Regions from separate parts of the Homo sapiens genome. Here region 2 is linked to region 1. The links are chromatin contacts, found by Hi-C or POLR2A ChIA-PET in ENCODE. All regions are on one chromosome and are shown on one strand. Each heading gives the region's core, a stretch centred on a gene start or an enhancer-like site at or near the end of the contact. The rest is flanking DNA. Distances are from core to core; before and after follow the strand shown. Region 1 overlaps ARHGAP24 (Rho GTPase activating protein 24). Region 2 overlaps ARHGAP24 (Rho GTPase activating protein 24).

Evidence for each region. A loop is a pair of places that touch in the nucleus more often than their neighbours do. ChIA-PET counts read pairs that join two places held with the same protein, here RNA polymerase II (POLR2A). Pooled maps may share reads with other maps.
Region 2: a loop to region 1 is called in a pooled map, with 5 times the contacts of the local background. The contact joins two enhancer-like sites. A Hi-C loop is called at or near these places in 3 of 168 maps with a recorded cell type or tissue (astrocyte of the cerebellum, breast epithelium and gastrocnemius medialis), 8 of 37 single-sample maps with no recorded cell type and 3 of 50 pooled maps. POLR2A ChIA-PET finds 5 or more read pairs at or near these places in 2 of 52 experiments (activated B cell and activated CD4-positive, alpha-beta T cell).

What each region holds. Positions count from the first base shown.
Region 1 is chr4:85,552,863-85,560,071 of GRCh38, forward strand. The region is part of intron 1 of ARHGAP24 (Rho GTPase activating protein 24); the gene reads left to right. Among named protein-coding and RNA genes, the nearest start is that of ARHGAP24, 81 kb to the left of the region's middle. RefSeq lists enhancers at 2,352-2,401, 4,454-4,853. Within about 2 kb of position 4,554, at least 2 of the 41 ENCODE cell types and tissues checked have a DNase peak (open chromatin) inside an H3K27ac peak, as active enhancers do.
Region 2 is chr4:85,495,543-85,502,751 of GRCh38, forward strand. All of the region lies in intron 1 of ARHGAP24 (Rho GTPase activating protein 24), which reads left to right. Among named protein-coding and RNA genes, the nearest start is that of ARHGAP24, 24 kb to the left of the region's middle. RefSeq lists an enhancer at 2,860-2,909. Within about 2 kb of position 3,014, at least 19 of the 41 ENCODE cell types and tissues checked have a DNase peak (open chromatin) inside an H3K27ac peak, as active enhancers do.

The DNA of each region.
Region 1 (7,209 bases), core at 3,304-5,803:
TATCCCTTTACTTTGAGCCTATGGATGTCATTGTGTGTCCAGAATTAGTTCCTTCTGGTGCATTCTTGGTCTCGCTGGTCTCGCTGACTTCAAGAATGAAGCCGCAGACCCTTGCAGCGAGTGTTACAGTTCATAAAGGTGGTGTGTCCAGAGTTGCTCATTCCTCCCGGTGGATTTGTTGTCTCACTAGCTTCAGGAGTGAAGCTGCAGACCTTCGCAGTGAGCATTACAGTTCATAAAGGCAGTGCATCCAGAGTTGTTCATTCCTCCCAGTGGGTTTGTGGTCTCGCTGGCTTCAGGAGTGAAGCTGCAGACATTCTCGGTGAGTGTTACAGCTCATAAAGGTAGTGTGGACCCAAACAGTGAGCAGCAGCAAGAGTTACTGTGAAGAGTGAAAGAACAAAGCTTACACAGCAGGGAAGGGGACCCGCAGTGGGTTGCCGCTACTGGCTCAGGTGGCCTGCTTTTATTCCCTTATTTGGCCCCACCCACATCCTGCTGATTTGTCCATTTTACAGAGAGCTGATTGGTCCATTTTACATAGTGCTGATTGGTCCGTTTTACAGAGTGCTGATTGGTCTGTTTTACAGAGTGCTGATTGGTGCATTTACAAACCTTTAGCTAGACACAGAGCGCTGATTGGTGCATTTACAATCCTTTAGCTAGATAGAAAAGTTCTCCAAGTCCCCTACCGGATTAGCTAGACACAGAGCACTGATTGGTGCATTTACAAACCTTTAGCTAGACACAGAGCACTGATTGGTGAATTTACAATCCTTTGGCTAGACAGAAAAGTGGTCCAAGTCCCCAGCCGACCCAGAAGCCCAGCTGGCTTCACCTCTCAATTGCATGTGAGATGAGTCTCTAGAAGACAGCATACCATTGGGTCTTGCTTCTTTATCCAGCTTGCTACTCTGTGCCTTTTAATTGGTGCCATTGAGCCCATTTACATCCAGCATTAATATTGGTATGTGGAGATTTGATCCTGTCATGGTGTTGGTAAATGGTTATTATGTAGACTTGTTTTTGTGGTTGTCTTATATTCTCAGTGGTCAGTTTACTTAAGTGTGTTTTTGTAGTGGTGCATAACATTCTTTCTTGTCCATATTTAGCACTCCTTACAGAACCTTTTGTAAGGCATGTCCAGGGTTAATGGATTCCATCACCATTTGCTTGTCTTACTTCTCCTTTGCTTATGATGCTTAGTTTGGCTAGATATAAAATTATTGGTTGCAAATTCTTTTCTTTAAAAATGCTGAATATAAGCCTTCAATCTCTTCTGGTTTGTGGAGTTTCCGCTGAAAGGTTTGCTGTTAGTTTGATGGGTTTCACTTTTTAGGTCACCTATGCCTTCTCTCTAGCTGCCTTTAACATTTTTTCTTTCATTTTGACCTGGGAGACTCTGATGATTCTGTATCTTGAGGATGGTCTTCTTGTGTAATATCTCATAGAAATTCTCTGCATTTCCTGATTTTGAACATTGGCATCTCTAGCGAGGTTAAGGAAGTTTTCATGGATAATATCTTAAAATATGTTTTCCAAATTGCCTGTTATCTCCTCATATCTTTCAAGGACACTGGTGAATTATAGATTTGGTCTCTTTACATAATCCCATATTTCTCGTTTTTATTCTTTATTTTTTATTTTTGTTCAAGTTAGTTTAGAGAACCAGTCTTTGAGCTGTGAGATTTTTCCTCAGCTTGATTTATTCTGCTGTTAATGCTTGTGATTGCATTATGAAATTATTGTAGTGTGTTTTTCAGCTCTATCAGATCAGTTTGGTTCTTTTTATTTTTATTATTATTATTTTTTCTTCTTAGATGGAGTCTCACTCTGTCACCCAGGCTGGAGTGTTTGTAGTGCAGTGGTGCTATCTTGGCCCACTGCAAGCTCCACCTCCCGGGTTCACGCCATTCTCCTGCCTCAGCCTCCTGAGTAGCTGGGACTACAGGTGCCCGCTATCACGCCCAGCTGATTTTTTTTTTTTTTTTGTATTTTTAGTAGAGATGGGGTTTCACTGTGTTAGCCAGGATGTTCTCAATCTCCTGACCTCGTGATCTGCCCACCTCAGCCTCCCAAAGTGTTGGGATTACAGGCATGAGCCACCGCACCCAGCCAGTTCTTTCTTATAGTGGCTATTTCATCTAACTGCTCCTGTATCATATTTTATTGTAATCCTTAGAATTCTTGGATTGGGTTTTGACTTTCTCCTGAATCTTGATGCTCTTCGTTCCTATCCATATTCTGATTTGTATTTCTTTCATTTCAGTCTTTTCATCCTGGTTAAGAATTCCTGCTGTGAAACTAGTGCAGTTGTTGAGGAAATCAGACACTCTGGCTTTTTGAGTTGCCAGAGTTCTTGTGCTGGTTCTTTCTCATCTGTGTGGGGTGATTCAATGCAGCTGCCACACCCCACCATGTGCTTTAGTTTGAGTACAGTCAGTTGACTTCTTTTCAGGATGTTTTTGGAGGGTTGAGGCTTTGTGCAGGAACTTTATTTGTGGCTGAGTTCTTGTCCTTGGTTTCACAGTGTGGGCAGAAGGTGGCCTATATTAGCAAAGTATTTTTGTTGTTGAAGTTTGGGTTGTGATCAAGTAGGTGGTGCTTAAGCATAATGACCAGTAGGTAGGCTCTTGCTTAGTCACTTCACTGCTTTGTATTTCCTCATGACTGCGATATGCTCCCTCTCTGTGCTCTAAGAGTGTGGAATCCTCTCCCACTCAAGTCCTGGCTATAGCTCTTGGCTTGGCACTTCTTGGCTGCACACTGCAGCCCTGGGTGAGCTCAGGCTTTATGTTCCTTTCTAGCTGGGAGGCAGCAGGAGAAGGGACCTTGCCATGGGTAGGGACATGTGGAAGAGGGCCTTTCACTTGTCTCTCAGGTTTCCATATCAGAAAATGGCAGAGCCACTCCCAGTTGGGGCTATCAGCCTGGGGTGGGGTGGCTGCATTGTGGACTCAAGCCAGGGGGCCCTGCATATTGATGAGCAGAGAGGCCAGGTGGCTCATGGGGGGAAACTGACTGGCTTCTTCTTTTTAGGACAGCAGTGGCTGTCCTAAAGGAGGTGTGGTTAAATCACTGAGAGTCTTTGCTCCTTTTCCAGTCTGAGGGCAGCAAGGACAGTACCACTGCAATGGCAGTGGCAGAGGGGCTTTTGGTTGCCTCTGGAAGCTTCATCTCAAGAGAAACACAGAGCAACTGCTACTGGGAATGTTCAGCTGGTGGGTGGGGGTGACTGCAACTGCTGGCCCAAGCTTGGGGCCCGACTGGGTGAAGAGTGGGGGTTTGAGGGCTCACAGAGAGGAGAGCCTGAGCTTCTCTCTATATAATAACTGTGGTGTGCTAGAAGTATGAGTAAAACCCTCAGGTTCTTTATTTCTTCCCCAGACTGAGGGCATCAGGTACAGAGAGGCTGTTGGTTGCCTCTGGGATCACCTCCCCAGGGAAACACAAAGCCATTAGCAATGGGAATTCTCAGTTGCGGGTGGAGGAGCTCTTCAGTGATCTTGAGGCAAGACCCCTGCCTGGTGAAGAGTGGGGTGTGGGAGCTCGCTGGAAAGAGACTGGGCTCCTCTCCATATGATAGCTGCAGCTTGCTGGAGGTTTCAGCATAGCAACCAGGCCCTTTGTTCCTTCCCCAGCCCGAGGACAGTCAGGGCAGTACTGCTGCAACTGCAATGTCATACATGCTCTGGGTTGTCTCTGGGGTTTCCTCCTCAGAGAAATGCAGAGCCACCACTGACTAAAGTGTTCAGGTGGGGGCAGGTTAATCATATTGGGGGCCCAGGTCAACAGGCACTGCCGAGTGAAGGGTAGGGGAGGTGGGGACGCATGTGGAAAACAGTCTGGCTGCTTTTCTGTAAGGTGGCTGCACTGTGCTGGGCATCTCCATAGGTCTCCAACCACTCCACTCCCTCCTGAGCCTGAGGGCAATAGGAGCAAGGGCTGCAGGACAGCAAAAATGGTGCCCTGCCTCCCTCTAGGAGCTCTATCCCAGGAAAGTGTAGAGCTGCTACCATTCTGAGAGCCCAGGAGGGGGTCACTAAAGTCCCAGGTTTGGAGGCCCTGCCCAGTGAGCAGTAGCAGAGGTGGAGACCTATGTGGAACACAGTCTTGTCCCTTTTCCATAAGGCAGCTCTGCCGGGGGTCTGGGAGAGTCCCGAGTCACTGCACACCCTCTGGAGCCTGAGAGCAACAGGAGGGTGGGTTGCAGAGAAACAAAAATGGCAGGCTACCTCTCCCTCTGGGAGCTCTGTCCCAGGGAATTGCAGAGCTGCTCCCTGCCCAAGAACTCAGGTGGGGCTGGGGTGGCCTCACCAGCACCCCAGGCCAATGGGCCTTATCCTGCAAGGTGCAGTGGAGGCATGGCTTGCAGTCCATCACTGCTCAGCTGTGGATTTGGTTCCTTTCCTGCAGGCATGTGAGGGAGGCTGACCTTCCCCATTGCTGGACCTGCAGCCACTGGTGCCAGGGTGCCTGAGGATCCAAGGCTCCCAGGACTCCATGTGTGCTTGAGCAGGGCTCTGCCCAGACTCCCACGTAGTTCTCTGTGTTGGTCTGGAGGCCGCAGCAGGGGAGTTTGCGGGGATTTCCTGAGCAGAAGTGGTAGAAGTGTGGGTCCCTGAGGACTCTCACTTACTCACTGTTTCCCCAGTGTGGTGACTCCCCTGGCTCTGGGCCACTCCAGGTGGGCAGTTTTCCTGTCTCACTCTTCTCTGTTCTCTGTGGGTCATGCTGTTTCCCTGATGAATCCCAATGTGTTCACCTGGATGTTCCGGTTGAAGAGCTAGTGTCAACCCACCACTCTTTATTCTCTCCGTGAAAGCAGTGCACACTGGCTGCTGCTAGTCAGCCATCTTGGCCTCCATGTAGAAATATTTCTGTAATCATTTCCTAGCTTCCAGGTATCCTGGCATTTTCCCTGTGGATCTCCCAATTCCTCTGGTCACAGAAGACTACATATTCTTAGTGATGTCTTTTGATGAGCACATATTTTTTATCTTTAATGAAGTGTACATTATAATTTTTATGCTATTACTTTATCCTTTCTAAGTGAATCATTCCCTTTCCTCAGGTTACAAATGTATTTGGGTTCTCTCTCCATTCCTCTCTCACACCAGCTTGTCTCTGCATAGCGTCATTTTACAAATGGCTTTGCTAAAAGGGAAGATGAATGCCGCCAACCTCAGATGCTCATCCTTTCAGTGTCTTCCCTATCCTAAGGGAAGACTCTACTTGGCACTGTCTGAGTCACATGTCCATTTCCTGGGCCAGTCACTGTTGCTAGGGAGCTCAGGTTCTATGAGCAACTAAGTTCAAGCCCATCCCTTTAGCAAAGGGATGGTGGCATCAACGAGAAAAACATGGGATGAGGGAGAGGGGAGTCCTCAGAGACAGGCTCTTGGATACTTCAAATAACATATGTGCCACCAAACTTCTTAATTTTAAAAAATTATGTTTTATGTAGAAGATTTATTTCTCTTTCTCTAAACTGCTAATTAAATGTATTCAGGTGCAGTAAAGCTACATTTCTGTTTAGCATATCTAAAACTAAAGTGTGAAATAATCAGATATTTTGAAGTGCTAAAATATGTTCAAATTATATGTGAATAGCAGTACTTCATCAAAGATCACAGTTTAACACATCAAAGTCTACCATAATATGAATGATGCTATTATTTTCACTTTGACAAAAGTTTTTCCCTACCTTCCTCAGATTCTAAAAAAAAAAAAGTTGTGTTGTCCATACCTCCATATAAGAAACCACTGGGAGAGCAACTGTGGTTTAGTGATTAGCACAAGATTTATATACTTAGAAAGCCTAATCATTTTGCTAGGCTTTAGAGCAAGCCTGACGATGTTCCACCCACAGGATTAATTGACAAAAATGAGTGGTCCTTATTGGAAATCATTAAGTACCTCGGGGTTTTCATTTGAAGGAGAAAATTGGAGAGTTCATTGTAGACAAATGACTATCTCCATCAAAGTTACCCACTTGTAAAATATTTTCTTTGAAGTGTAGTTGAATAAATAGCTGGCCCCACTGAGGGGCTTGAAATGATAATGCAATCAACAACATTTGATTCTCCTAGGTCAGACTCACTAAAGGAACCTGATATTAAAAGTAGTGTTTCAGGAAAGCTTTCATCTTAGCTTAAAAATTATAGACATCAGGGAAAGTGCTGGAGGGGCTCTATAAATTATAGGCACAGCAGTTATTTCCCCATAATGAGGAAAGGACCCAGCTGACTTTCTCAGTGTCATACGGGCTTCAGCTTTCCTCTCTCAATTCTCTCTGCTATGTGCATAAAGCTCTCCTTCATTACTGCCATTGCTCTCCCATCCCTTGGGTATTATAATCCTATTACTTTTCAGATTTAGGTGTGGAAAACCTCTTAAAAATTAATAAATGAGTTCATTTTAATTGACAAATAAACATTATATACATTGGTCATGTACAACATCATGTTTGGAAATACACATACATTCTGGAATGGCTAAATTGAACAAATTAACATAAACATTACCTCACATCCTTATTTTTTGTGATGAGAACACTTGAGATCTACTCTTAGCAATGTTTAAGAACACAATACATTGTTATAGTCATGTTATACAATAGACCTCTTGAACATTTTCCTCCTGTCTAATTGGCATTTTGTATATTTGGACCAACATCTTCAGAAGCCTTCTGGGCCTCCCCAAATTTCTTTTCTTTGTGACAGTTTTTCAAAACAAAATCATATTAATAAACTATGGGTGAGGGAGTGGAGTACACACAAAAGCTTAAAAATTGAGATGTTTATAACATCATGTTTCTGATCCTATTTTGAGGGGTCTAGTCACAGATTCAATTAATAAATATAAAATAAGAGACATCCAACTTCTTTTCATCTTCCCTGCTTCAGGCTTGTTTTCTTTGTTTCTCTGTGGCCATATGATGAAATGATAGTTGCCGTCTTCACTTTCCATTAAAATAAGTTGAATTTCTCATCTTTTCCCGTTTCAGATGCCATTGCTTTTGGAAAAGCACTGGAGTTTCTATTTGATATTTAAGGGATATCTTCAGTTCTTAGTTTGTCTACAGAATTGAATTAGCAAAGAGTCTTTCTTACCTTTCCATATATGATTGGTTGGTTGTGACTGCCTAGAGTACTGGATTGAGATGGCATCTGGGGGTGAACACAGGTGATTAATTAATAATGTCTG
Region 2 (7,209 bases), core at 1,764-4,263, 59 kb before region 1:
GGTTTTCACCGTGTTAGCCAGGATGGGTCTCAATCTCCTTACCTGGTGATCCGCCCGCCTCGGCCGCCCAAAGTGCTGGGATTACAGGCGTGAGCCACCGTGCCTGGCCCAGAAAAATTTTACTATTATTAATCAGGAATTACAGGATATGAGGGGAGATTGACTACTAGTAGTGTGTCTATTTTTAACAGTGTATCAGAATGTAATACTCTACAGCATGGCAGGCGTTGAAAGCATTTTCTGATGCCTACATAGAAGTAGACAGAGGCATGAGAGTGATTCAGTGCTCAGCTGTCTCTCCTTAGCTGTAATTTATGACTGTCAGCATTATTTCTCTTGGATAGTGAAAGAAAATTTTAATCCTTTTATAGTATCACATATTTTATAGAATTTGTTTGTGTCTCATTTTGACTTTGTAGCTCCCCAAACCCTAGAGAACATGGGAAGTAGTTAGCCTACTGTTATCTTTGTTGTGAGATTTTCATCTTTTATCATAAATAGAATAGCGAACTCTTTCTTTCAGTGAAGCACTCTTCCTCCTAGTCACACTTAGTGATTACAAAGTTCTGTTTTCTTTTATACAAATGCCAACATTTTTGTAACTTCTTGGCTTATGAAGAGTGAGTGTTTAGAGTTACCGGGAACCATGAAAAGGAAGATACCACCGGTGTTTATTTACTGAGATTTAATAAGAGAGTCATCAATATGGCATTTTCACCCTTTTCCTGCCGAAATCTGGGAGAGCTTTTGGTTGCATGTGCCTTTCAGGCTTAGCATTTGTAAAACAGAAACAGCTTGTGAGTTTTACCATAGGACAGGGCTTTCAGCAGAAATAGGTCTATCACAGTTACTGTGAATATGTGCACAGGAATCCTTGCTATGGTGGGAATGTTTGTTTGTTTACTTTTCATAACCAACAGCAAACAACTCTTCTCTGAAGAAATATATTTCTCCTCTGACTTTTGAGAAGATTTTAACGTTTTGCATGATGTGTAGATCACCTTTTGACCACAAATATATGTCACATCACATTGGACAGGTTTCAAATCACAACCGTGAAGTTCAACAGCATACTGATAAAAATGGCCATGCAACACTGTGAAGATTAACATGTAGCAAGCTCCCGGGTATATTAAGTGGTAATAATAAAAAAGGCAGAGTCTTAGGTGCCCCATAGTTCATGGTTTGCACCACATTTTCACACGAGTTTTGTAGATGTCTAACTACGGACACTAGCACCCATACTTTGGTGACAGGTCAAAAACCTTTTGGGAAATTAATATTACCCAAATGTGTTTTGGTGAAAGTCTATCCTTTCTGAGAAAAGTCCCGCCAACAAAATACAGAGAAATGAGTATGAAATTTAGGAATGAACCAAAAAAAAGTCATTTTGTGATGTTTACAAGTGGACAAGGAAGGAAGTCATTTTGGGCAAAGGGAACCCACATGCAAAGCCGTGTTATGAGAATATTGGATATTTGGCAAATGCCCCGAGTTTAGTGTGAATTTGTACACTGTTGATAAAGAGGAAGGAATGGAATCAGGAAATATGAAACGGTTAAAACGATTAAACTTGGTGACTAATAGAAGTAGTAAAGAAGAAAGGATTGGAAATATCCCAACCAACTGAGCTTATTAGTCACAGATGTTGGTGAATAAATCCCACCATGCCCCATCCATTCCTGACAAGCCCAATCAGGGTACAAAATCATGTGCTTTGGTGAGACCTAGAGATAAAGTTTCATGTCTCAGCTCTGTCAAAGTACTCTGTGTAACACTGGGAAAACAACTTCTGTGAGCTTTAAATTCAGCGTCTAGAAAATAATACTTATTTCTCAGAAATTTTGTAAAGATTAATTGTGGGAGAGAAGTCACTTTGAAATAATTATATAAATGCAAAATATATTATCTTCTTGTCCACTGCTACTAATTGTCAACATTAAAAATGTATATCTGCAAAATCAGTTCTTCTATGCTAAATTAAGAAATGCAGCACCGGCCAGGCACAGTGGCTCATGCCTGTAATTCCAGCAATTTGGGAGGCTGAGGCAGGTGGATCTCCTGAGGTCTGGAGATGGAGACCAGCCTGACCAACCTGGTAAAACCCTATTTCTACTAAAAATACAAATTAGCTGGACGTGGTGGTGCAGGCCTATAATCCTAGCTAAATGAGAGAATGAGGCAGGAGAATTGCTTGAACCCAGGAGGTGGAGGTTGCGGTGAGCCAAGATCGTGCCATTGCACTCCAGTCTGGGTGACAAGACCAAAACTCAGTCTGGAAAAAAACAAAAGAAAGAAAGAAAAGGAAAAGAAATGCAGCACCATGTCCCTAACTTTTTAGTTTTACTGTTGTAACAGTCTTTGAACACACGGCAGTTTTGCCAGGTTTGGGTCTCCCTCGGTGTTCAATTTCCTTCTCCAACTTGTAAATTTCTATTCTAAATAAAACAAGAGGTAATTATGGTTGAGTTCCTTTTTCTCTTAAGTTGGTTAATAAAAAGTGTAGAGTCCTTTATGCAAGTAAAATAAATGCACAAGCTAATAGTTTATTTTCTTTTCTTTGGTAACAAGAACAAGGAGATTTTTGTGAGGAAACAAAATACTTGTTTGCCAAGAATTTGTGATAATGTGTCAAAGGTGACTAATATCTTGAATCTCATCCAGACACCTACTACAGGGGAATTAAGGACACAGTAAAATAATGGCCATCTTATACCTGGGTTGGCTCCTAACATCAAATTATGATGTGGCTTGTGGACTAGGGAGCTGGGCCTGGCCATGCTAGCTTTGTGTGTGCTTTCCTTGCTCCTTTAAGCCAACACTAGAGAGAAAGCAGACTGAATAGTTGTGTTGCTATCTTCTCTGTGACCTACTTACTTTGGTATTCTAAATTTTTCAATTATATTAATGGAAAAAGGAGGAGAGCCCTAGAAGAGAGTGACCTGTGCCCTGTTTGTGAGCTCAGCCTCGTGCTGAACAGCCCTAACTCCCTGCCCCAAATGGGGAAATCCACGGGCCTGTGTAGATGTCTTGGCCACAAGGAAGTGAGGAGACCACAGGCCCGTGTAGTCATCTTAGCCACAAGGAAGTGAAGAGACTAAAGACAGTCTTTCTCTCCTAAAGCCTAGAGAAGAATTAGAATCGTGGGGAATTGATCCCAGGAATCTAGATTCTAACAGATTGCTCGAGTGAGCCTTCTCTACACTAAACTTCAAGAATATTTATGAAAAATTTCACCATCTTGTATGATACTTGTATTAGTAAATTAAATGTAGCTGTTAATAATCAGTAAGCACTTATCCATACTTCTAAGAAAATGAAAGTTCCCTCTAAAAGGAAAGGAACAAATTGAGAACTTATTATTTTCAAATATTGTCATACATTTATTTTTTCTTTTATTTGCTTCAGACAACTTAGAATTTCACTGTATAAACTAGTGTCATCCATGAGATTAGAGAAGAAACCTCACAGTTAAGCTCCTCTCATTTATTCCACAGCTTATTCTTATTTATAATCAGCTTGTTGTTGTTTGCTTCGTAGTTATTACTAAGTGGTTATCACTTTCATTAGACCTTGCTTAGAATGTCTTCGAATTTAAATCAGATATATTATTTTAGAGTGAGAACATATACCAACATTTGAAAGAATATATAAATATGTATTTGGTAATGGCAGCATTGCTAAAATAAATGTATGACCTTCTAAGTGACTGGTCTAAAAAGGGCATTGATGATAGGTTTAGTTCATATTAGAATTTCAAGCCTCTAGTTTTATAAACAATCTCTCTATTTGATTTCAATGTTAATGAAATACTCTGCTTTAGAATCATTCAGAAGATAGCATATACTATCACTAGCAAGCATTCACATGGCTTTAAGTGGGAGAGAAATACTAGAGGAAAACTAGAAAGCCTTTATCACCACTTCGTTTCCTGTTTTCCTCTTGTCTTTGGTGACGATTCAAGGTCTAAATATTTGAAGCTATGAAAAATTAAGAATATTCTCCAGAGGTTCAAATGAAGAGAGCTCTTACCTAGCCTGCAGCCTTGGTGGGGCCAAGATTGGCTCCTAGAATATTAGCTACTATGACTATCTTTCATTATCACCTCTTAGAGAAGGGAAGCATTAAACAACAAAGAATAAACCAGAATAAGACAAAGAAACATTTGGCTTAAAGATGAGTACGGAAGAAGAAATCTCTATAGAGACTCATCTAGGTCTGTGCTGTTCCGTGTGGTAGGCACAGCTAATGATCATATGCATTGAGGTTAGTATGAATGAGGAACAGAGTTTTTAAGTTTCTAACTTTAATTTTAATGAACTTATATTTAAGTTTAATAATCGGTACTATTTTTAATTATTGGAAAAAAAGTTAAGCTTATTGGGGGAACAACTCACCTCTGGAGATCTACTTTTTAAACTGTAAATTTTATGAAGCCTAATACCAACTAAGTATTTGTGATAAAATTTAGCATCCAAATTGAGATGTACTGGAAATGTAAAATACACACTAGATTTTTAAGACATAGTATGAAAAAAAGAATATAAAATTTTCACTAATATTTTGAAGTATGTTTACATGTTGCAATGATATATTTTGGGTATGTTGGGTTTAAAATAGGTTATTAAGATTAATTTCACCTGTTTCTTTTTACCTTTTTAATGTAGATACTAGAAAATTTAAAATGTGGCTTCTATTATATTCCTATGGGACAGTACTCATCCAGATGCTTATGACAGCCCAGATTTCTGTAGTGCTGGAAACTGAGAAGTCTGGTGTTCCCTGGTATTCATTTCAGTGCCATGGCTCTACAAGGGAATAAAAATGTATTAATCAGTGATGAAATATGTCCTTGGAAAATAATTTGAAAACTTTATTACTGAGAATACAGATTATTAACTAAATGGTAATAGTACTGTCCTAATAAGTACCAACTCATTAAAACAACTAGGAATATTTAGAGTGAGGACTGTATAAATGTTTACCAAAATGTTTTTCTTGTTCCAGATTTCCTTCTTATAACTTTTAAAGTAATTTATTTTAGTCAGGATTAACTAAGCAAAATATGTTGTTATAATTATATCACATGATGCATTTAAATTAAGCAATAACTATGAATCATCTCAGATGTGGAAAGCTCATGGCCTCAGAATGGAATATGGGGACTCATAAGACTTTTTTATTATGATGATACTTTAAGTTCTAGGGTACATGTGCACAACGGGGAGGTTTGTTACATAGGTATACATGTGCCATGTTGGTTTGCTGCACCCATCCACTCGTCATTTACATTAGGTATTTCTCCTAACGCTGTTCCTCCCCCAGCCTCCCACCCCCCCACCAACAGGCCCTGGTGTGTGATGTTCCCCACCCAGTGTCCAAGTGTTCTCATTGTTCAATTCCCACCTACAAGTGAGAACATGCGGTGTTTGGTTTTCTGTCTTTGTGATAGTTTGCTCAGAATGATGGTCTCTAGCTTCATCCATGTCCCTGCAAAGACATGAACTCATCCTTTTTTATGTCTGAATAGAATAGTATTCCATGGTGTATATGTGCCACATTTTCTTAATCCAATCTATCAGTGATGAACATCTGGGTTGGTTCCAAGTCTTTGCTATTGTGAATAGTGCCACAATAAACATATGTGTGCATGTGTCTTTATAGTAGCATGATTTATAATCCTTTGGGTATACACCTGGTAATGGGATGGCTGGGTCAAATGGTATTTCTAGTTCTAGATCTTTGAGGAATTGCCACACTGTCTTCCACAATGGTTGAACTAGTTTACAGTCCCACCAACAGTGTAAATGCATTCCTATTTCTCCACATCCTCTGCAGCATCTGTTGTTTCCTGACTTTTTGATGATGGCCATTCTAACTGGCTTGAGATGGTATCTCATTGTGGTTTTGATTTGCATTTCTCTGATGGCCAGTGATGATGAGCATTTTTTCATGTGTCTGTTGGCTGCATAAATGTCTTCTTTTGAGAAGTGTCTGTTCATATCCTTTACCCACTTTTTGATGGGGTTGTTTTTTTCTTGTGAATTTGTTTAAGTTCTTTGTAGAATTTGGATATTAGCACTTTGTCAGATGGGTAGATTGCAAAAATTTTCTCCCATTCTGTAGGTTGCCTGTTCACTCTGATGGTAGTTTCTTTTGCTGTGCAGAAGCTCTTTAGTTTAATTAGATCCCATTTGTCTATTTTGGCTTTTGTCACTACTGCTTTTTGTGTTTTAGTCATGAAGTCTTTGCCTATGCCTATGTCCTGAATGGTATTGCCTAGTTTTTTTTTCTAGGGTTTTTATGGTTTTAGGTCTAACATTAAAGTCTTTAATCCATCTTGAATTAATTTTTGTATAAGGTGTAAGGAAGGGATCCAGTTTCAGCTTTCTACATATGGCTAGCCAGTTTTCCCAGCCCTATTTATTAAATAGGGAATCCTTTCCCCATTTCTTGTTTTTGTCAGGTTTGTCAAAGATCAGATGGTTGTAGATATGCGGTGATATTTATGAGGCCTCTGTTCTGTTCCATTGGTCTATATCTCTGTTTTGGTACCAATACCATGCTATTTCGGTTACAGTAGCCTTGTAGTATAGTTTGAAGTCAGACAGTGTGATGTCTCCAGCTTTGTTCTTTTTGCTTAGGATTGTCTTGGCAATGTGGGCTCTTTTTTGGTTCCATATGAACTTTAATGTAGTTTTTTCCAATTCTGTGAAGAAAGTCATTGGTAGCTTGATGGGGATGGCATTGAATCTATAAATTACCTTGGGCAGTATGGCCATTTTCATGATATTGATTCTTCCTATCCATGAGCATGGAATGTTCTTCCATTTGTTTGTGTCCTCTTTTATTTTGTTGAGCAGTGGTTTGTAGTTCTACTTGAAGAGGTCCTTCACATCCCTTGTAAGTTGGATTCCTAGGTATTTTATTCTCTTTGTAGTAATTGTGAATAGGAATTCACTCATGATTTGGCTCTCTGTCTGTTATTGGTGTATAGGAATGCTTGTGAGTTTTACACATTGATTTTGTATCCTGAGACTCTGCTGAAGTTGCTTATCAGCTTAAGGAGATTTTGGGCTCAGAAGGTGGGGTTTTCTAAACATAGAATCATGTCATCTCCATACAGGGACAATTTGACTTCCTCTTTTCCTAATTGAATACCCTCTATTTCTTTCTCTTGCTTGATTGCCCTGGCCAGAACTTCCAACA